Linked DNA regions of Homo sapiens: region 1 is linked to region 2. The links are chromatin loops, found by intact Hi-C in ENCODE. Cell type or tissue: natural killer cell. All regions are shown on one strand. Each heading gives the region's core, and the rest is flanking DNA. Links, peaks and the distances in the headings are about the cores only.

The links. Hi-C counts contacts between places; a loop is a spot of excess contacts. Peaks named below come from ENCODE experiments on the same cell type or tissue, not always from the same donor. Only the 100,000 strongest peaks of a DNase experiment are listed, where the experiment ranks them.
Region 1: it touches region 2 in a loop (5-fold over the local background); 39 of 110 quality-filtered maps call a loop at or near these places.

The regions. Positions count from the first base shown.
Region 1 is chr9:136,836,399-136,847,643 of GRCh38, forward strand. RABL6 (RAB, member RAS oncogene family like 6) reads left to right here. Exons shown (of 15, transcript NM_024718.5): 9 at 948-1,264; 10 at 1,464-1,617; 11 at 2,511-2,723; 12 at 2,824-3,088; 13 at 3,296-3,467; 14 at 3,756-3,814; 15 at 3,924-4,789. The coding sequence ends at 4,124. AJM1 (apical junction component 1 homolog) reads left to right here and starts at 6,080. Exons shown (of 3, transcript NM_001080482.5): 1 at 6,080-6,191; 2 at 7,798-7,881; 3 at 7,958-11,245. The coding sequence starts at 8,017. The coding sequence ends at 10,947. RefSeq lists enhancers at 5,443-6,324, 5,770-5,909, 5,899-6,193, 6,325-7,205, 7,206-8,086 and 1 more and silencers at 4,979-5,273, 6,220-6,549. In natural killer cell, for the core only: CTCF peaks have their summits at 6,076, 6,278, 7,539 (motif pointing right) and 7,742; DNase peaks (open chromatin) are centred at 6,053, 7,553, 10,163, 10,753 and 3 weaker places; H3K4me3 peaks cover 1,498 bases; H3K27ac peaks cover 1,906 bases; H3K27me3 peaks cover 293 bases.
Region 2 is chr9:137,031,366-137,042,341 of GRCh38, forward strand. FUT7 (fucosyltransferase 7) reads right to left here and starts at 723. Exons shown (of 2, transcript NM_004479.4): 1 at 614-723; 2 at 1-360. The coding sequence starts at 626. It overlaps LINC02908 (long intergenic non-protein coding RNA 2908), which reads left to right. Exons shown (of 3, transcript NR_171031.1): 2 at 633-1,866; 3 at 3,285-6,590. NPDC1 (neural proliferation, differentiation and control 1) reads right to left here. Exons shown (of 9, transcript NM_015392.4): 3 at 9,697-9,822; 4 at 9,449-9,619; 5 at 9,306-9,372; 6 at 9,149-9,233; 7 at 8,992-9,071; 8 at 8,606-8,702; 9 at 8,098-8,499. The coding sequence ends at 8,407. RefSeq lists enhancers at 758-867, 3,273-3,472, 3,325-4,213, 4,214-5,100. In natural killer cell, for the core only: CTCF peaks have their summits at 4,039 (motif pointing left) and 4,240; DNase peaks (open chromatin) are centred at 746, 1,756, 3,546, 4,036 and 1 weaker place; H3K4me3 peaks cover 2,002 bases; H3K27ac peaks cover 2,487 bases.

The sequences.
Region 1 (11,245 bases), core at 3,051-11,050, 190 kb before region 2:
CTGGGACCCAGGCAGGGACCACGGAATCAGTGGCCCTCCTGAGGCCCCCCAGGAGGTCTCTGTTTCCAGAAGGAGAGCCCTGTGGGTCACCTTGGATCTGGCTGTTGGCTCAGACACAGCAAGAGACCGAGAGGGAAGGCAGTTTGATGCCTGGAGAGGGACCCGTGGCTTCCAGCTGCCAGGCCAGCCCCAGAATGGAGCCCCCCGCATGGGCGCTTCTCTGTTGAACCAATCCTGGCATTTCCTGGGCCTGAGAGTTGGGTCAGCTGGATGCTGCGATGGCCGCACGTGCTCCACCAAGCCCCAGCCCCCTCCTCTTCCCAGAAACCCCCGCTCACGGGAAGGTCCAGTTGCTGCCATCTGGCCACCTCTGCATGGAGCCCCCAACAGCTGTGCCTCAGAACAGATCCGAAGTGACTTTCAGGGGAGCTGGACACATGTACGCTGGTGCCTGCTGTCCCCACCCTTTGGCACTGCTGCTCTTTCTTTTTCTGAGATGGAGTCTCGCTCTGTCGCCCAGGCTGGAGCGCAGTGGTGTGATCTCGGCTCACCGCAAGCTCCGCCTCCCGGGTTCACGCCATTCTCCTGCCTCAGCCTCCCAAGTAGCTGGGGCTACAGGCACCCGCCACCACACCCGGCTAATTTTTTTTGTATTTTTAGTAGAGACGGGGTTTCACTGCGTTAGCCAGGACGGTCTCCACCTCCTGACCTCGTGATCTGCCTGCCTTGGCCTCCTACAGTGCTGGGATTACAGGCATGAGCCACCGTGCCTGGCTGGCACTGCTGCCCTTGGAAGTGGATGGGGATGATGGCCTCTGTGGGGCGGGTGGCCCAGAACACAGTGGCTCTTCCCAGCCCCAGCAGCAGCAGCAGAGAGCCCCCTGTCACCTGAGGGCCTCAGGGAGAGGCAGGGGAGCCAGGCTTCTCACCCGCCTTCTGCCTTTCAGCTTCCTGGAGATGATGGAGGCTCGCAGCCGTGGCCATGCGTCCCCACTGGCGGCCAACGGGCAGAGCCCATCCCCGGGCTCCCAGTCACCAGTGGTGCCTGCAGGCGCTGTGTCCACGGGGAGCTCCAGCCCCGGCACACCCCAGCCCGCCCCACAGCTGCCCCTCAATGCCGCCCCACCATCCTCTGTGCCCCCTGTACCACCCTCAGAGGCCCTGCCCCCACCTGCGTGCCCCTCAGCCCCCGCCCCACGGCGCAGCATCATCTCTAGGCTGTTTGGGACGTCACCTGCCACCGAGGCAGCCCCTCCACCTCCAGGTAGGCCCTGGAGCTGCCCCTCCCAAACTGGTCCCAGACCCCCAGGCCCTCACAGGTGGGGTCCTGGATTTCGGAGCGCTCCACGCTTCTTCCTGCTTGTCCCAGTCCCGTGGGCACATCCCGGGTGGGCCTGGCTTGGGGTTGGGTGCAGTGAGGGTTCTGGTGCCGAGTGAAGAGGACCCGGCATCACTGTTCACAGAGCCAGTCCCGGCCGCAGAGGGCCCAGCAACGGTCCAGAGTGTGGAGGACTTTGTTCCTGACGACCGCCTGGACCGCAGCTTCCTGGAAGACACAACCCCCGCCAGGGACGAGAAGAAGGTGGGGGCCAAGGCTGCCCAGCAGGACAGCGACAGGTGAGGGGTGGGCCTGGGCCTCCTCTCCCATTGCCCCCCAGCCTCCAGGGTGCCCGAGCAGCAGGTGGGGCTGGCTTTCTAGGGGCGCAGAAGGGGCCCCCCGCCGGCTGGTCACTGTTGGCTGAGGACAGAGCAGCTCTGTGGCTGGAGCAGACGAGGGAAGGGCTTGGACGGGGCTTCCAGACATCAGAAAGGCCTGGCCACCTGCTCTGCCCACACCCTGGAGAGGACAGGGGCACCTTGGGGTCTTCTGTGGGCAGATGCCACATGGAAGCCATTGGAGAGGCCACTGCAGGTCATATGGGAGGTTCAGGCCACCAGATGTGGTCTCCACAGGGCCAGGATCCAGGTGCTGCAGAGACAGGGGCGGCTTCCTGCAGGTCCTAGAGCTGGGAGCTAGAGCCGCCTCCCCAGCCATCTGCCAGCCCCTCCCACCACTCTGTCTGCCAAGCTGCCCCAAATTTTGCCTGCAGCAAAGCCCTGCATTTGGTCCCAGGACAGCCCTGGACAAGCTCCACCCACAGTGGCCTCAGCACCTCAGCCTCACCCATTGCTGTGGGGCAGCGGCTTCCTCCAGAAATACACAAAGGACAGAAAGCCCCGTGGCCCTGAGCTGGGCCCGCCTCCTCCACGAGCGCCCACTTGTGCGGCTCCACATCCTTCACCCACTGAGCGGCCGCAGGGCAGCACTGTGTCCAACCTTGTGCCCCCGACCCCTTCCTGCTCAGAAGCCCTGTGACCATGAGGGGGCCTCTCCACAACACAGCACCTGGGGTGGGGTGGCCCCACGGCCAGGGTGTGCTGGGTACCAGGGCGCCTAGAACCAAGGCCCGTGAGCCCGGCCAGCCATCCCTACCCCGTGGCCCTTGACCGCTTTGCCCCCTGCTTTGCAGTGATGGGGAGGCCCTGGGCGGCAACCCGATGGTGGCAGGGTTCCAGGACGATGTGGACCTCGAAGACCAGCCACGTGGGAGTCCCCCGCTGCCTGCAGGCCCCGTCCCCAGTCAAGACATCACTCTTTCGAGTGAGGAGGAAGCAGAAGTGGCAGCTCCCACAAAAGGCCCTGCCCCAGCTCCCCAGCAGTGCTCAGAGCCAGAGACCAAGTGGTAAGGGCAGGTGTCCCCACGGGTGCGGCCTGGAGACCCGGGTGGGGCAGTTCAGGACGCCTCCAGAGGACCCTGACTGACCCTCTGCTTGTCCACAAAGGTCCTCCATACCAGCTTCGAAGCCACGGAGGGGGACAGCTCCCACGAGGACCGCAGCACCCCCCTGGCCAGGCGGTGTCTCTGTTCGCACAGGTCCGGAGAAGCGCAGCAGCACCAGGCCCCCTGCTGAGATGGAGCCGGGGAAGGGTGAGCAGGCCTCCTCGTCGGAGAGTGACCCCGAGGGACCCATTGCTGCACAAATGCTGTCCTTCGTCATGGATGACCCCGACTTTGAGAGCGAGGGATCAGACACACAGCGCAGGGCGGTAAGACGAGTCCTCCCGGGGCAGAGGTCAGCCAGGTGGCCAGGGTCCCTCCCACAGGCCTGATCTGGGTGGGTGCAGTGGGAGGAGGCTTCTGGAAGAGGCATCTCATGTCCCCACACTTGGGCCTTGCCGGCCTGGTTTGAGATCCCACAACCCCTGGGGGTGTGGGAGGGATGATGGCCTGACCAGTTGCTCTCCCTGCTCCAGGATGACTTTCCCGTGCGAGATGACCCCTCCGATGTGACTGACGAGGATGAGGGCCCTGCCGAGCCGCCCCCACCCCCCAAGCTCCCTCTCCCCGCCTTCAGACTGAAGAATGACTCGGACCTCTTCGGGCTGGGGCTGGAGGAGGCCGGACCCAAGGAGAGCAGTGAGGAAGGTGGGTGGGGGCACCAGAGTGCGGTCAGCCTGCTGGAGTTTGGGTAGAACGTGGGCCTCCTCCCAGCTGCTGGCCGCTGGCCGGGGTCCTCTCCTGAGTCCAGGATGCTGTGCCATGCTCCTGGCAGCCCCCTGCAGGAGCTGATGTTTGCAGTGTGGTCCTGTCCATCAGCAGGGCCTCCTGGAGGGCTGGGGCTCGCTGCTTTGTGAGTTTCTAGAGAAGTCCTGTCACCCAGCTTGGGGTCCCCGTTGGCCTGAGTTTGAGCCACTGTCTGTCCTGTCTGTGCAGGTAAGGAGGGCAAAACCCCCTCTAAGGAGAAGAAGAAGAAGAAGAAAAAAGGCAAAGAGGTACTGGCTACTCCCCTTCCTGGCAGGCCAGGACTGGGTGGCATGCGGTCCTGGGACCAGGGCTGTGGCTTCCTGTGACTCCATGGCGCCCCATCCTTGTGCTCCTCAGGAAGAAGAAAAAGCTGCCAAGAAGAAGAGCAAACACAAGAAGAGCAAGGACAAGGAGGAGGGCAAGGAGGAGCGGCGACGGCGGCAGCAGCGGCCCCCGCGCAGCAGGGAGAGGACGGCTGCCGATGAGCTGGAGGCTTTCCTGGGGGGCGGGGCCCCGGGCGGCCGCCACCCTGGGGGTGGCGACTACGAGGAGCTCTAGGCCGGCGTGGGCAGTGGCCGCCCTGGGGCGGGGGGCGTGCCTGTCACTGCCTGGGGAGGCATTTGCCTCTGTACCATCGCCTTTGCCGCTGCCCCGTGGCTGCCGTGTGCGCTTCTGAGCTGGAAGAGGCCGGGCATTGGTGGTCCCCAGGCTGGGCCCTGCAGGTGCTGGGCCTTCAGGCCCAGTGTGAGCCTGCTCTGCAAGAAGGGAGGGGACAGCTGGCTTCAGCCAGGCTCGGTGGACACCCTGGCCCTCTCGGGGCAGAGCCGCCAGTGTTTCTCAGGGATGTGACTGAGGCCCAGGAGGGACCTGTGAGGGTCTGTTTACAGAGGCTGGGCAGGGGCCGCTTGGCTGTGGGGTGTGCGCTGCCCCGGCACCTGCTTGCCCTCCGCGCTCATCTGGGGCCGCAGCATGCCTATGGTTCCGCTTCCGGCCGGGAGCCCTGAACACGGGTGTGCAGACTCACCCTAAAGGGCGGCCCAGGCCCCACGCTAGAAGGCTGGCGAGACCGAAGGCAGCATGTGAGGCCTCTCCTGGGAGTGGGGGTTGTGTTTCCCACAGTGGCCTCAGCTGCGCCCCCGCTCAGGTGAGCCCGAAGGCAGGAGCCGGGAGGCACTCCTCCCAAACACTCCACTCAGACCATAAAGCACTCCTGTTTCACTCTGCGTGTGTCTGTTCTTCTGCCTGTACCTCTGCTCCCGCTGCCCCGGGCCCAGGCTGCCGTGGGTTGGCAGGAGGCTGCCCAGCAGTGGTGTGAGGACGTCCCACCAAGTCTGGCCACACCCTGGGTACATTCCAGCCCACCTGTGCCAGGGCTCAGCAGCTGCACGCAGCACGCTTGGCGACCTCAGCCCCAGGAGGTGGAAGTCCACTCTGCAAGGCTCCCAGGCAGCCGCCTGCAGCCCTGCCCCCCGCCTTCAGGCTCCTGCCCCCTCCAGCTGTCAGCAGCGCCCAGCCTCCACCCCCACAGCTACTGTTGCCATGAGAACCCTGCAGGGCAGGCAGGAAGAGTGTGCCAGTGAAGGGGAGGAGGTGGCCAAGCTGGAGGCTCCTCTGCCTGGGAGCCTTGTGGCCCCAGGGTGTTGGGCAGTCACTGCAGTCCCTGAGCAGGTGCTGTGGCCCACAGCAAGCTTAGCCTGGCCCCTTAGCCCACAGCCCATGAGGTCAGGGCCGGGTTCAGGGGTTCGCCTGGTGTGGGGATGGGTCGACAGTACGTGAACTTGACAGGATCACACCATGGACGGCTATGTTGGGGTTTCAGTGGGCCCTGCTTTGAACAGTGCAGAATGGGGTAGGTCCTGCCCTTCAGAGCCAAGGGCATCAGCTCCCCACCCCTCTGCCAAGCTAGAACGTTCCCAGGCCCAATGCCTTGGGGAGGGGCTGGCAGAGTGGGACGAGGACATTACCAGGCAGGTATGGCAGGTCACGTGCAGGCCTTCCCAGGCTGGCAGGGACCGGATGCAGGAGTGGCCTCACCCAGAGAGGATGGCATCCTGGGGACACAAGAGGCTGCAGGGGCCATCTGGCCCCAGGTACCCGCCAAGATTTTGGCATTGGCAGCCTTGAAGCAGATAGGGCCTGGGGAGAGGCCAGTGGGGCACAGAGTAGCCCATCTGCTCCTGCCTCGCCCGACAGGAGATGCGAATTCCAAGATGCCCCTGACCAATCTCTGCAGCCCAGGCCAGGGTTCGGGCCCCTCCTCTCAGGCAAGTGTGTTGGGGTGACACTGGCGGGACTGGCAGGCTGCTCCGGGCCACAAGACTCCTGCTTAGACACTGAGGTCTGTGTCTTGGGGGTGCTGCAGGGACCCTGTGCTCTGCACAGCCCCAAATTGGAGCCAGTGCAGCTCATGATCCCCAGCTCCACGGTGCAGCCCCCACTGGGTGCGGCCCCTTTAAGTACAGCCCCTTCAGCTGCCATCAGGGGCAGCACTGAGCAGCCAGGCCAGGATCCGCGCTGCTGCCTGGAAGCTTCTGCCCGTGCCGGGGACGCAGCAGTGCCGGGGACACAGAGGAGCCGACCTGGGGGTGGCACAGCCCACCGGGGCACAGCCAGAGCAGCACCCAGGTAAGGGGCTAGGGGCCGAGTTGCTGAGTGTGTCACCGTCATGGGCGGGGGAAGCTGCCTTAGGGCAGCCGAAAGGATGGGGAGTCCCCGCCCCCAGGCAACACCGGCTGTATCCCTTGAAGGGCCGCTCCCAGCCAGGGCAAGGCAAGGCAAGGCAGGGCTGGGAGGTGGGGAAGGCCGCCAGCCATCTCCGTGGGCTCCAGAAGGCCTTGGGCCCGGGAGAGGGCCGACCCCACCCCCATCCCCACGGGAGGGGGTGTCACCGACAGCTGCAGCCAGCAAGGCCGACTGTCACCTCCCTGGGGTGGAGCCTCACACCCTGTCATCCGGCCGGATTCCGGCCTGGCCTTGAGCTTAGCATGAAAGAGGGAGCAGGAGGGTAGACAGTCCTGCCACGGGTGGGGTGGAGGGGGGAGATGGGGGGGTGGGCGGGGGAGGCTGGGATGGGCACAAGGCCTGGGACTCGTGGCCCTGACCCAGAAAAACAGCCCTGCCAGCAGGAAGCCCCTGCACACCTGGGACACAGAGGGGGGACCCGGCCAGACCCCGAGAGGCCCATCCACCTGAGGTTCTGCCCTGCAAGGGGCCTGGCCAGGTACCCGCTTTCCCCAGCTCACTCTGGGGTAGACCCCCCAGACCAGGTGTTGGGTGTGCAGAGGCCAGGCCTGTGGCCACTCTCTGACGCACCCCCCAGCTGGCTCTGGGATCACAGAGGGGTTGGCAGCCCACATCTGAACCCAGGCCAGCCTGCCGCGTGGGGGCCTAAGAAATGCAGGTTTCCATGGAACCTTCTGAGCGAAATGGGGAGGGCCCTCTCCTGCAAAGCAGTGGGGCTTCCCCCACCCTCCGCCCTGCCCACCCCCAGCGGGCAGCTTCCAGGCCTGGTGCGCAGCTCAGAGGAGGGGCTGCCACGAGCTCGCGGCTCGATGGCTTGGGACTGCCTTGCAAACCCTAGGGGGGTGTCCTGTGCGTTTACACAAAGCTGGGGCCTTGTTTCAACCACCCAAAGATACTTGGGGTCAGAAAAGGTGTCGGCAGAGGAAAGGGAGATTTAGGGCCCGGGTATGCTCTCTGGGGGCATTTTTCTGGCCTGGGGCTCGCGGGAAGTTGAGGGCACCTAGGCGTGGGTCCTTGCAGTGCTGGGGGCGGGGCTCTGTGCTCGGCCCGGCCAGCAGGTGGGGTGGTTGGTGTCACCCACTTGGTGCAGAGCCGGCTAAGGCTGAGGCCCAGGGACTCGCCTTCCACTGTGCGCGATCGGAGGGGTCGCTCTGCAGTGGGCGCTGTGACGGGGGCGCAGTCACTGACGTCTCCTGGGGCAACACCTATAAATAAGGCCCAAATGCGGCCCGTCCTTCCAACTGCGGACACCAGAGGGCGCAGCCCCAGGACCACGCCCCCACTCCCCTACCCCACCCGGAAAGGGGTCCACCCGAGCCGACCCCGCCGTCACTAGTCGGGGGAGGGGAGGCCCTGGAGCTTCACGCGGGAGCTCCCGCCGCGGGAACCACAACCACGGCTAAGCCTTTCTGGCCCGCCCGCCCCATCGCAGGGAGAGGACGGGGGGACGGGCAGGACGGGCGCCTGGACAGCTGGGTTCCTCCCGCAGGTGCTTCTGACCCCGGCATGGAGGAAGCGCCCGCGTTCTCGGCCCAGGCCCGCAGCCAGGGCTGCTCCGCCCGCTGCGCCCCAGGTAAGCCGGGCCAGCGTGGGGGAGTAGCGGGGCCTGGGCTGCGGAGGGGGCCGCCCTGACCCGCGTCTCCCCCCAGGGCAAAAGCCCCGCAAGGCAGTGTGAGCTGGAGCCGCCAGCCTGGGGACCTCTTTTAAGATGACCCGTACGGACCCTCCGGACCTGCTGGTGTCGACCGTGTACCAGGACATCAAGGTGGCGACCCCGGGACCCGCGTCCAAGTGCTCGCCATGTGAGCGATCCGTGGCCCGGCCTGCTGAGCCCGCGCCTTTCAACAAGCGCCACTGCCGCAGCTTCGACTTCCTGGAGGCGCTGGACGGGCCGGCCATGGAGACCCTGCCGGAGCCACCGCCGCCGGAGTCCGCTGTGCCGCGCGCCCGGACCCGCGAAGCCGAGCCACGCCGCCGCGCCCGCTCCAAGAGTGCGCCCCGCGCGCCCCCGGGCCTGACGCCCGCGCCCGCCTCGCCGCCGGTGTTGCCCCGCCGAGGGCGGGAGGCCCAGCGTGCGGCGCGGGCCGAGGCATCGCCGCGCCGGGAGCCCGCGTACCCGGCGCTCCGCGCCCTTGCCAACGAGCTGCATCCCATCAAGTTGCAGCCGCAGCGGGGCGGCCCCGGCCGCGTCGCGCCCCTGTGCGCCGCCGCGGGCCGCTGCGCACCGCCCGAGCCACCCGCGGGTCCCGCCCCCCACGTGCGCTGCCGCCTGGACATCAAGCCAGACGACGCAGTGCTCCAGCACGCCACCCGGGGCTCGCGGTCCTGCGGGCCCACCGAGGCCGCGCACTGGGCCCGCCCCGCCCCGCAGTTCCACGGCCTCACGGTGCCCGGGCCCCGCCACATGGCGCTGTCGCGCACCCCGACGCCCAGCGACTCATACTGTGCGGATCCCCGGGCGTTCTACTGCGACGGGCCCCTGCCTGGGCCCCGGGACTACGCCGAGCGCCGCAGTCTGCCCTTCACCACCCCGCCGGGCCCCACCCAGTTCTTCTATACAGAGGAGCCCCAAGGCTTCCGGGGCAGCTTTGCAGCCAGTCCCGGCCCAACCTTCGACGCCTACTACCCCAGGCCCTATCCGTCCGAGGAGCTCTCGGGGCCCAGTCCAAGGCGCATGGGCGGCTACTACGCAGGAGAGGTGCGCACCTTCCCAATCCAGGAACCGCCCTCCCGCTCCTACTATGGGGAGGCTCCACGAGCCTACGGCCTGCCCTACGGGCCCCGCTATGTCCCCGAGGAGCCCCGGGCCCACTCCACCGCCCGCCCCTTTTACACGGAGGACTTCGGAAGGTACCGCGAGCGTGACGTCCTGGCTCGGACGTACCCGCACCCGCGCAGCAGCCCGGCCTGGGCGGACTGGGGCCCGCGACCGTACCGCACCCTGCAAGTGGTGCCGCCCTCTGACCCCGACCCGTTGCTCGCCTCCTGGCACGGCGGCACCGGCACCAGTCCGCCCCGGCTGGCCACCGACAGCCGCCACTACTCGCGCTCCTGGGACAACATTCTGGCCCCGGGGCCGCGCCGAGAAGACCCGTTGGGCCGCGGCCGCAGCTACGAGAACCTGCTGGGGCGCGAGGTGCGGGAGCCGCGAGGCGTGTCCCCCGAAGGCCGGCGCCCGCCCGTCGTCGTGAACCTGTCCACCTCTCCCAGACGCTACGCCGCACTGTCCCTGTCCGAGACGTCGCTGACGGAGAAGGGCCGCGCGGGCGAGGGCCTGGGCCGCAACTGGTACGTGACGCCCGAGATCACCATCACTGACAATGACCTGCGCGCCACCGAGCGCCCGAGCGCCAGGGCCTGGGAGTTGCCCGGGGGCCGCACGCGGCCACCTCCCCACGCGGCCCCCGACGGCCCCACCTCTGGCCGCCAGCGGAGCCTAGAGCAGCTGGACGAGCTCATCACGGACCTGGTCATCGACTCGCGACCCACCGCCGGCCAGGCCTCAGAGCCCGCGGCCGACTGCCTGGGCCCCCAACTGCGCCGACTGCTGGACTCGCGGCCCGCGGGCTCCGGGGCCCCCGCGCTGGCGCCGCCACGCTCGCCCCCCGCCTCGGCCGGCAGCGCCGAGGAGCCCGCGGCCCCGGGAGAGGCGGCCGACGCGTCCCCCGAACCCAGCGCCGACGAGGACGACCTGATGACCTGCTCCAATGCGCGCTGCCGGCGCACCGAGACCATGTTCAACGCCTGCCTCTACTTCAAGTCCTGCCACAGCTGCTACACCTACTACTGCTCGCGCCTGTGCCGCCGCGAGGACTGGGACGCCCACAAGGCGCGCTGCGTGTACGGCCGCGTGGGCAGCGTGTGCCGCCACGTACTGCAGTTTTGCCGCGACAGCGGCCCGGTGCACCGCGCTTTCTCGCGCATCGCGCGTGTCGGCTTCCTGTCGCGCGGCCGCGGCGTGCTCTTCCTGGGCTTCCCAAGTCCAGGCTCGGCCGACAACTTCCTGCGCTTTGGCCTGGAGGGGCTGCTGCTATCCCCCACCTACCTATCGCTGCGTGAGCTGGCCACACACGCGGCGCCCCTGGGCAGCTACGCGCGCGAGCTGGCGGCCGCTGGGCGCCTCTACGAACCGGCAGAGTGCTTCCTGCTCAGCGTGTCCGTGGCCGTGGGACCCGGCACCGCGCCACCGGGGACACCGGCCCTGCCCGCGCCCGCGCCACGCAGCCACGGGCCAACAGTGCGCAAGTTCGCCAAGGTAGCGCTGGCGGCCGGCAGCCCCGCGCGGCCGCCCCCGGCGCGGAGCCGCGAGCCCGACATGGAGACGCTGATCCTGACGCCACCGCCGGGCACGGCGGGCCTGGATCAGGACGGCGAGGCGGGCCGGCGCGCGCGCGAGGTGGCCTTCATCCACATCCAGCGCGAGCTGCGGCTGCGCGGCGTCTTCCTGCGCCACGAGTTCCCGCGCGTCTACGAGCAGCTTTGCGAGTTCGTCGAGGCCAACAGGCGCTTCACGCCCACCACCATCTACCCCACGGACCGGCGCACCGGCCGCCCCTTCATGTGCATGATCATGGCCGCCTCCGAGCCGCGCGCGCTCGACTGGGTGGCCAGCGCCAACCTGCTGGACGACATCATGTGAGGCGCCGGGCCCACCAGGCCTAGCCCAGGCGCTGGCCCGAACCCTGCCCTGCCCACTCAGGCCCCGCCCGGCCCACCCAGGGCCGCCCCCGAGCCCCGCCAGGGCCCCACCCCGACTTCTTCTAGGCCCCGCCTCTAATTCCCCAGCCTTCCAAGCTCCGCTCAGTTCGGCCTCCAGCTCCGCCCAGGCCCCCACCCCCCGGCCCTTCGTCCCCGTAGTGTTCCTCACAGGCCCTTCGCCTTCCCACCCCCAGCAACCCCTCTCCCTCCTCCGGGCCTCCTCCCTCTCCCAGCTCGCC
Region 2 (10,976 bases), core at 1-8,000:
TAGGAGACTCCATGGAGGCCCACACCCAGGGCTGCCCTCGCGGCCGCTGGGCCAGGGGCAGGTGGGACCGCCGGGTCTGCAGCTCGCGGTGGTGGAAGACCACGGCGTCGGCGCTGGCCAGCAGGCTTCGGTTGGCACTCAGGTGGCAGCGGGCGATGCCGTAGCGGGTGCAGGTGTCGCTGGGCAGCTCTGGGGGCTGGTCAGTGAAGGGCCAGTGCCAGACAAGGATGGTGATCGTGGGCTGGGGTGCCGGGGTACCCCGAGGGGCTGACCCCAGCAGCCACAGGAGCCAGAGGGCAGCGAGCAGAGCCACCCCGGCCAGGACCCCCAAGCCTCGCAGCCTCCGGGTGGGGCCGTGCCCTGCAGCAGCACGAGGGAGGGGAGGCTCTGTCACTTGGGCTCAGGGACATCCACACGCCCCACTCAGCGCCAACCCCGTCCTCCCCTCCCATGGGCTCAGGGACACCCACATGCCCCACTCAGCGCCACCCCCGTCCTCCCCTCCCATGGGCTCAGGGACACCGACATGCCCCACTCAGCGCCACCCCCGTCCTCCCCTCCCAGGTTGCCTAGCTGTCCCCAGCTTGGGCCTCCCCGAGGGCCAGACACTCACCAGCATTATTCATCCACAGTCTCCCAGGATCAGTCAGCCAAGAGACCCGAGATTCTCAAATCACGGCAGCCGCCAGAGGTGCCCCTGAAATCACAGCTACGCCCTAGCTCAGCCCCGCCTGGAACTGTGCTCCTTTTATCTCTGCCCAAGGTGAGGGAACTCAGGGGACCTTCCTGCTCCTGCCCCGCCCCTGCCCCCACAACCTTTGGCATCAACCACTGTCCCCACCCCCATCTCGGGGACTTGCTAGTCCTGGGGCTGCTGGGAGGGGTACAGCCACAAGAGGGATGCCAAGCCAGGGCAATATGACGCCCCCACAGCCCACCCCACTGGTCTCCAGAGAGGCCCAGAGATGTCCAGCTGGGCAGGCAGAGGACAGAGAGGCTCGGGCAGGCTTGGCCCAGGGCAGAGAAGGCCCAGGTGCAGGCACCCTGAGCACAGATGGCCCCCCAGCCCCCACCCAGCTACCCAGGCCTGGGCGCTGCAGACAGCGAGTGCACTTCCCCAGAGGGCCAGGTGGCTCCTCCCACGGCAGTATCACCCACTTCCCCCAGCTCACCACCAGCTGGGCCCTGGTCTCCCAGGAGAATCTTACACATTGAAGATGTACTGTGCTCAGCTCTTTGCCGGAAGCTAAAGCTCCCAATTGGGCCATCCCACCCCACTCTGCCACCTCTGCCATCTAGGAACCCAGATGCCCGGAGAGGAGGTCTGTCCTGGGGCCCTTAGTGTCTTCCCACAGGAGCCCAGCGCGTGCCTGCAAGGGCCTGGTCCCGGAATGAACTGTGGATGGAGGCTGCTTTGTCCTTTTCCCCGTCCAGATCCATGCCCATAGACACCGCTGACTATAGGCTGGGCCCAGGGTCCCTTCCTCCAGCCTGCAGCAGAGGGGCTTTCCAGGCTGGAAAGGGAAGGAGTCCTTTTGTCCCTGACGCAAGCGGGTTGGGGGCCAGCACCCGCTCCAGGAAGAGGAAGGGATCCAGCCTGAAGTCCAGACTCCCCGCTCCCTCTAAGCCAGGGCCTGGAGCCTGGAGGCCAGGTTCCTTCTTCTACACCAGCCCACGTTGGGTGCCAGCCAGGCTGGGATGGCCCTGCGGGGTCACCCTGAGCCCCAGCCAACCAACACCCCACTCTCAGCCACAGTGGGAGGCCCCATCAGCCTCTTCACCCAACCACGTTGCCACTCTGCTGCACGGGACCTTGTGTGGTCCCAGGCGTGGCCAGACCCAGACGTCCTGGAGATCTCAATGCAGGTCAGGCTTGGTTTGTTTGTTTGTTTGTTTGTTTGTTTTTTGAGAGGGAGTCTTGCACTATCGCCCAGGCTGTAATCCCAGCATTTTGGGAGGCCAAGGCTTGTGGATCACCTGAAGTCAGGATCAAGTGGTGCGATCTTGGCTCACTGCAACCTCCACCTTCCGGGTTCAAGTGATTCTCCTGTCTCAGCCTCCCAAGTAGCTGGGATTATGGGTGCCTGCCACCACGCCCAGCTAATTTTTGTATTTTTAGTAGAGATGGGGTTTTCCCATGTTGGCCAGGCTGGTCTCAAACTCCTGACTTCAGGTGATCCACAAGTTTCAGCCTCCCAAAGTGTTGGGATTACAGGCATGAGCCACCGCGCCCAGCCAAGTTTGCTTTTTTGTGTGTGGGTTTTTGTTTTTTGTTTTTTGAGACAGGGTCTTGCTCTGTTGCCCAGGCTGGAGTGCAGTGGCGCAGTCACGGTTTGCTGCAGCCTCAACCTCCTGGGCTCAAGCAATGCTCCCACCTCAGCCTCCCAAGGAGCTGGGTCTATGGGTGTGCACTACCATGCCTGGTTAATTTTTTAAAATTTTTTGTAGAGGCAGAGTCTTGTTATGTTGTCCAGGCTAGTTTCAAACTCCTGGCTCAAGCAGTCCTCCCACCTCGGCCTCCCAAAATGCTGGGATGCTGGGAATGAGGACGCGTCTGTCCTGTCAGGTCTTTTGGGGGCTCAGATCGTGTGTCCTGGGAGGAATGGCAACCATGAACTGTTGTCCAGACCTTTGCCCCAGCACCCTCAGAGGGGGCCTGCCTCCCACCACCCCTGTCCCTGTCCTGTTCTACTTTTGGGCCCCAGGGGCTGCTGGCCTCTCCCCGGCCCCACAGTGAGGACAAGGCTGCCTTGGGAGGGGAACCAGGCAGCTGGAGACTGAAGTGGGAGGATCCCACTGTGGGGACAGAGGCAAGACTGGGACAGGGTGGTAGTCAGAGGCCCCCACCCCTGTGGCGCAGTGTAGCCTCTGAGCTGAGCTTTGCTGCGGAACTTGTGCAACGGCTGGAGGGAGGGGGGCTGGAGGGAGGGGGACTTGGAGGGAGGGGGCTTGGGAGGGGGGCTGGAGAGAGGGGGGTTTGGAGGGAGGGGGCTGGAGGGAGGGGAGCTTGGAGGGGAGCTTGGAGGGAGGGGGGTTTGGAGGGAGGGGTGCCTGTGGGCGCCACGGGAAACTGTCAGTGCCTGAGCTGCTTGGCTTAGGGGCTGGCACCAGAGTGGGCAGCTGCCTCCAGCCCCGCCTTTCCAGCCTCCCATGTTTTCGGTGATGACCACAGTGGCACCTGGGCCTTTAATCCCACCCCAGCGTTCCTCCTCTGGCAGGGGGCCCCCGGGGAGCCACACCTTGGCTTCAGCCTCACACCACCCCATCTCTTCTCCTTGAAACAGACACCCGGCGGCAGTTCCTGCAGGAAGGAGGCTGTCCTGCCACGCCTGCGGGTGACCCGGCCTCTGGTGCCAGAGCCTGCCATCCTTCCTGTTTGTGCTGCCAGGCTGGCAGGGTCCCTTGCCACCGACCTCAGCCGCAGCCACAGCCTGCTCCCTCCCTGGGTGGATTTGAAGGAGCCTCCCCCACCCTCCGCCCCTAGCTTGCTCCTTGAGGACCCTGGGCAGGGTGGCTGCCATGGGGCCCAATCGTGCGTGGGAACCTGCGAGCTGGCAAACGGGGCTCGGGGGTTTTGCCCAGAAATGGGTCAGAACGAAAGCCTCTCAGAGGAAAGAAAAGGGCATGAGTCAAAGAGAAAGTCGGGGGGCAGGGGCTCCCCCTCATCTCACCCCACCCAGGCCTCCTGACTCCCTGGGTTTGTGCGGACCCAGGCAGGCAGCCAACCCCAGCTCCGTGGTGTGTGAGCATCGTGATGATCAGGACACAAGCTCTTCCCCGCTGAGCCTTCACTGTGGGCCAGCTTCCCGGTGGATGCCCACTGAAGAGGCCTCAACCCAGTGGGCCCCACTCCAGACCAAGAGCAGACCATTGGCCAGCTGCCCCCTGCAGACAGCGGCACCCGGGGCAGCAGCAAGGTGAGGGGCACCCAGCCCCAGCCCCAGGGGCGTCTCAGGGAGCGGGCTGAGCCTGGCTGTCTTCCTGAGCCCCACCTGCTTCATGGGTTGGCTTGAGCAAGGCAGTCCAGATGCGTGTCTCGAGCGCTCCCTGGCGGCATGCTGCAAAGCTACATGGCTCCGGCAACAAGGAAGACTGCCCTTATTCTCAGTAACAGGTGGAGCTGGGGGCTGGAGAGCCCCTCGGACCTCGCCTTGGGAAAGCTGGGTGGGTGCACGGAGCCTGGCAGGTGGCCAAGGGGACCCCCAAGTGGAGGGATTGGTCGAGGGGCAGCACAGGGTGGTGCAGTGGGTGAGCTCAGCCCCTCCCCTCCAACTCTCATCCCATTGAGCCCCAAGGCGTGGGGGGATCACGTCTGTCCTTGTTCTCCTCCAGGTGGAGCTGCTGGGTGGGGCTCTGGTCCTCCAGGGACCCACTCTGCACCCCAAGTTTTGCCGGGACCCGCTCCTCTGTGTTGTGTGGCTGTAGGGGAGGGCTGCAGCCAGGGACTCTGAACCCGGGGCCGGCCCACCCAGCCACCCAGGGTGGGGAACAAGATCGCCTCCCAGGGCCAGAAGCTGGGGATGTCCTTGCTTCCTAGGATGTTGGCTAGGGGATCACACGCCCCACATTCTGGGTCAAGCATGGTCCTGCCCCAGCATCTTGCTGGGTTGGGGGCATCTCTGCACAGATGAGTGCCACCCCAGCGTCTCCGCCAGGGTCTGGGCATGTCACTCTTGGGCATCTGTGCTCAGGAGGTCACCAGGTGTGGGCAGGGCACCAAGCAGGGAGGTAGCCGAGGCTGGAAGATGCACATCAGTGCCCCGCTGGGCTTCCTCAAGTGGGAACTGGTGGAGGGGGCGCTAGGCTGCCGGGCCAGGGTCAGCAGGCTCAGGCCGGCTCAGGGCTCAGAGTTGAGCCAGAAACCAAGGTGAAATCTGCCTCTTACTGCCGCCAGGGCCCTTGGGACAGGGACAGGAACAGCAGAAGGTAAAGTGGAAAGGAATTGAGTAATGGGCCCCCAGGCAAGGCTGAGCCAGGCCCCAAGCCCAGGATTGGGGTCTCCAGAGTCCCTGGGGGCCCCAGGGCAGCTCACCCACAGCCTGGGGCCTATGGGAGCAAGGGGGCTCCTGATGGGTGGGGGCAGGAGCTTGGACAAAGTTGAAGGCCTTCTGTCTGAATTGGCCAGGGGCCAATGAAAGCCAAAAAGCTGGTGTGGTGGCTTATGCCTGTAATCCCACTTTGGGAGGCCAAGGCGGGTGGATCACCTGAGGTCAGGAGTTCGAGACCAGCCTGGTCAACATGGTGAAACCCCATCTCCACTAAAAATAGCTGGGCGTGGTGGCAGGCACCTGTATGTAATCCCAAATACTCGGGAGGCTGAGGCAGGAGAATCACTTGAACCTGGGAGATGGAGGTTGCAGAGAGCCAAGATCATATCACTGCACTCCAGCCTGGCTGACAGAGTGAGAATCTGTCTCAAAAAAAAAAAAAACAATTCCAAAAAGGCGAGTGGGGAGCAGGGTGCTAGGCTGCATGGGGGCCTATGCCCCCACCGGAGGACCTAGCCCCCTGCCAACCCTTCCCCAGCTCAGGCCCACCAGCTCCCTTCTCACACAGCTGCTCTGGGAGGGAGTCCTTCCTTGCCAATACCTAAGAGAATGGGCAGCAGGGACCCTGAGGACAGGTTGGGGACACCCAGAACAAGAAGAAGATGGGACACACTAGGAGGCTCTTGGGCCCCTGCGTCAGGCCAGCAGGATAGGTGTGTATTGTGACCTGAGGGACTGAACGTGGAGCTCCAGGGGAACCTCCCAGCCAGTGACACGCTGGCCTTGGGCCAGACGCTGCCCTGCGCCCTTGAGTGACGCTCGGGCCTCCCTGCACCCACCCGCTTTCCCTGTGGCTAATGGCTTAGAGTGAAGGATGGTGGGCGTGGGCGTGCCACGTGGGCTCAGCGTCCACCCTGCCCCATGCACGCAGGCACCCATCACACCAGGGCCCACACACAGGCTCCCATCACACCCTGCCCCATCACAGCAGTGCCCAGAGGGACATGGGGCTCCCAGCTGAGGGCCAGCCCAAGGTCACAGGTGAGGAGTGAGAGGTGAGAGGCAAGGGGGCTTCCTGGTCTGGGTGGGCTGTGGCCCCCAAAACATGTTGCTTAGGTCAAGCCAGTCTCCCCCAGCAGGGGTGAACAATTTTCCCCCAGCCTGCCTGGCCCACCCTTTCTCCAGGGACGGTGCCCAGTGGGCCTTATCTTCCCCATGCCAGGTGTGATGGTTAATACTGTCAATTTAATTGGATTGAAGGATACAAAGTATTGATGCTGGGTGTGTCTGAGAGGGTGTTGCCAAAAGAGATTAACACTAGAGTCAGTGGGCTGCGGAAGGCAGACCCACCCTTCATCTGGTGGGCACCATCTAATCAGCTGCCAGCGAATGTCAACCAGAAAAACGTGAAAAGGAGACGACAGGCCTCGCCTCCCAGCCTACATCTTTCTCCTGTGCTGGACGCTTCCTGCCCTCGAACATCGGACTCCAAGTTCAGCTTTGAGACTCGGGCTGGCTCTCCATGCTCCTCAGCTTGCAGACGGCCTATTGTGGGACCTTGTGATCGTGTGAGTTAATACTTAATAAACTCCCCTTCATATATATATGTATTTCTTTTTTTTTTTTTAACACAGTCTTGCTGTCTCTAGGCTGGAGTGCGGTGGTGCAATCTTGGCTCACTGCAACCTCCGCCTCCTGGGTTCAAGCGATTCTCCTGCCTCAGCCTCCAGATAGCTGGGACTACAGGCACACGCTGCCATGCTTGGCTAATTTCTTGTATTTTAGTAGAGACGGGGGTTTTACTGTGTTGCCCAGGCTGGTCTCGAACTCCTGAGCTCGGGCAATCCGCCCGCCTCAGCTTCCCAAAGTGCTGGGATTACAGGCATGAGCCACTGCACCTGGCCCCCCTCTCTCTCTCTCTCTATATATATATATCTCCTATTAGTTCTGTTTCTCTAAGAGAACCTGACTGGCCGTGTGTGGTGACTCACGCCTGTAATCCCAGCACTTTGGGAGACCGAGGTGGGCAGATCATCTGAGGTCGGGAATTCCAGACCAGCCTGGCCAACATGGAGAAACCTCGTCTCTACTAAAAATACAAAATTAGTCAGGTGTGGTGGCGCACACCTGCAATCCCAGCTACTCGGGAGGCTGAGGCAGGAGAATCGCTTGAACCTGAGAGGCGGAGGTTGCAGTGAGCCGAGATCACGCCATTGCACTCCAACCTGGGCAACAAGAGTGAAACTACGTCTCAAAAATAAATAAATAAATAAATAAATAAATAAATAAATAAATAAAAAGAGATCCCTGATTAATAACACGAACACGCCAGGGCTGTCTAGGTGCCTGGACCTCCAGACTCCTAACAACCACTGAGGGGCTTCTGAACCCAGTCCTCCTACGTCCCCAGCATCAGTGGGACAGAGAGTTTCAGCCCCCGCACGCTGACCTGGTACTGGCCTGATCTGGGCACTTTTGACCACATGATTCCCCTTCCTCCCTCGGGGCCTTCTTGCTCCAAATTTAGGAGTGGCCAAGTCCCAGCTCCAGGCGTCCAGGCCCCTCCCATCACACCCCTCACCTGGCCCCCTGGGTCCACCTGGCTCTGCATAGCTGGTATCACACAGGTACCTCTGCCTGCCATCCCTCCTCCGTGTGCTGCAGGGCCTGGCGGCCGTGGTCCCCATGAGAAACCCAGACTCAATGTCTGCATTGTTTTCCTTCTGCCTGGAGGTGGTGGGCACCCACATCCAGGTGCGTGTGGACTATCACCTGCTCCAGCCCTCTTTATCACACAGGATGGGGTCTTCCGGGCCGCAGAGCCAACCCTGGGCTGGCCCAGCCCTACACTACACCCTTCCCCTCTCCCACCTGCGTAGAAGGGTCTGCAGGGGTGAGGCCTGGCTGAGGAGGGTGGGGATGATCCCGTGGCCTCTCCTCCAGCTCCACGGGATGGGAAGGTCCTCCTAATGAGCGAACAGAAAGGCCTCCTCCCTCTGGGGGTGCAAGAGCAGACCCCAGGCCCCCCACTCAGGGGTCCGTCTACCAGGGCCCCAAATGGGAGATGAGGCGGTGGAAGATTAACCCAAGCTGGCAACACAGGCAGAAGCCGCAGGTCTGAAATGGACTTTAATTGGCTTTTGTCTCTAGAATTACCCACCCGTTCCTGCGCTCTACGGTTCTCCATGCCCCCTCCAGTTTGGGGGTCTAAACCGAACAGGAGAGGTGCAGGGGACCAGGAGGTGTCCTGGCACAAAGGTTCGGGGGTCTCCCTGGCAAGGGGTCCCAGGGCCTGGAGCCCGAGGCCCAGCCAAAAGCACACAGCATCAAAACATGTTTTTAGTGGGAAGCTCCAGGCCCTGCCCCTCCCCGGGGGCCTCGAGGTCGGGGAGCAGGTGGGCGTCTGTCTGCCTCCAGGTCATGGCAGTGCAGGCGGTGAGCTGGGGGCCGGCAGGGGCGCGGACAGTGCGGCGTGGTCGAACAGAGGGTTGCGCACCTCCATTTCCCCGGTCTGCGAATGTGGGTGTCAGGCTGGGCAGTGGGTGGGCTGGGGGGATACTTGCTGGGAGGGAACCCCAGGAGATGGTTCGCCCCTCCCTGCACCCTGAGGCACTCACCGGGGCCAGGCCCGGGCACTCGTACACCGTGAAGTCTCCGTCCTCATTCTCCTCATCCGAGGAGGCCGTGTCCAGCTCCTTGGGTGGCTCTTTATGCCTGGGTGGGGGGGGATCGCTGGGTCCTCCCCATGCCCTCGAGGTGCCAGTGGCCCAGTCTGGAAGTGGGCACTCAGCCCACCTCAGCCCTGGGGTGGCAGGGGAGCACAGCCCAGGGTGAAGTTGGCCAGGGGAGGTGAGGGTGCAGGGCGGCGGGGGAGGTGAAGGTTAGCGTGCAGGTGAGGGTGGCAGGGCCTGGGGTAAAGTTGGCCAGGGGAGGTGGAAATGGAGGTGGAGGTGGGGATGGGGGGTGGGTGGGTGGGGGTGGCAGTGCCGGGGCGGCCACTCACCGCTCCAGGCACAGCATCTGTTGCCGTTGGTGCTGGTAGTGGTACATCTCCGCGCTCTGTGCCAGCCGCTGGTCCCCAGGCTGTGGGAAGGAGGAGGCGAGGGTCAGTTGGCGGCCAGAGTTGGGCGGGAGCCTCAGGGCTGAAGGGGGCCACACACCGAGATCCGGGGAGCTGCAGGTGAGCCAGGGGCCTTCGCAGTGGCGTAGTCGGCCTTCTGAGTCAGGCGGATCTCACGCTGCAGCCTGTGGGGAGTGGGGCCTGAGACCTCTGAGCGTGTGGCACCCTCCCTGCCCTGCCCGCGGCCACTGGCTCACCTGCACCAGCAGAGGGAGGCTACGGAGAGGGCGGCTGCACCGGCCACACAGAACGCCAGGATCAGCACTGCAGGAGGGGGCGTGTGAGGGCGGCCTTCTGCAGGGCGCCCTGCTGCCCCTGCCCACCCCCGACCAAGACCTACCAAGGGCGAGGCCGTCGCCTTGCCCTCCCCGGGGCTCCAGGGGCGACATGTGCACCGGGTCGGATGACACAGGGGAGCCCAGGGAGGTGTGGGGCGTGGGCGTGGGGGTTCCTGGAGTGGAGGGGAGGCCCAGCTCCAGCCCCTGCCCCCGTGCCGAGAAGCCCAGGGTGGCTGCGAGAGAGGACAGGTTAGAATGAGAGCACTGGGCTAGGGACAGGGCCGTGGGGCAGGGGAAGCGGGGGTCTCACCAGGCTCCGGGAGCCGCTGTCGGTCCTTGGGTAGGGGCGGAGTTGAGTGTCCAGACTCCTTCCGGGCAAGCTCCTGGGCCAGGAAGTCAATCTCATCTTCCAGTCTGGGCTGGGGCCGGCCCCCGCCTGGGGAGGGTGAGGGGCCATCAGGTGGAGGGGTCCGTCCAGGAGGTAGCCCCAGGCCCGGCCTCCCCGCTTCTGGCAGGTTCCTCCCAGGAGCCTGAGGACTGGGTACACGCCTGGAGGCCCTCTCCCTCCCAGATTGCCATGGTGACAGCGCGGGCGCTTCCTGTGAGGGGCAGTGCTTCCCGGAAAGTGGAGGCAGGGCAAGGGAGGAGGCGCTAGGGAAACGTCCAAAGACCGGGCACGGGGAGGAAGGAGTGGGGTCTCTCGCCCCAACCCATGTCCATAAAGGGCTGGCCAGCACAGCCCCTTCTGCTTCCCCACCTCCAAGCACCTTCTCGGGTAGAGGGGCAGGGACTCCCCAAGGAGTGGGGGGAAGCCGAAGGAAGCCAAGCACCCGGGACCCCTCCCCAGGTCATTGGGAGAACGGGGGCAGCTGTCAGGGGTGGGGCTGGTGGCAGGGCTCCACCGGTACCCACTGTGGGCTGCACAGTCTGGGTGGACGCTCCCAGGTTGGCAGGAGGTGCATCCACACAGACCCTTACAGCCACTTCTCGGTGCTCCTCTCAACACCTCCTCCAGGAAGCCGCTGCTGCTCCCACCCCCAGCACCTCTGAGCAAAGCCCTCACCACACCTGAAGTCACTCAGTGACTGGCCATCCCGACAGATGCGGCTCAGGCTGGCGAGCGGGGCATCCCCAGCACCCAGCCAGTGCTGGCACCCTTCAACATTTGCCAACAGGCGGACAGGACAGTGAGTGGTGGAAAAGAGCAAGCTGCCTGGGGACGGGGAAGTGGGGGCCTGGAGGGCTTCTGGGCAGACCCTGCAGAGCCCAGGCCCGGGGAGAATGGGCCCTTCCTCTCCCGTGGCCATCCCAGCATTTCACATCGTGCAGCCCTTCTCCTGGGAGGGCCTGACTGCCCCAGGCCTGGGCCCACCTCCATTTGGAAAGGATGGGAGGCTTCGTGGAGAGTGAATGAGGATCTCCCAGGCCTTGGACCCAACACCCCACAAGGTCCAGGGGCCCCAAGACCACCTGGCACAGGCCTGGGCATTGAGGCTGCAGGCTGCTGCTTTTTTTTTTTTGAGGCGGAGTCTCGCTCTGCCGCCCAGGCTGGAGTGCAGTGGCGCGATCTCGGCTCACTGCAAGCTCTGC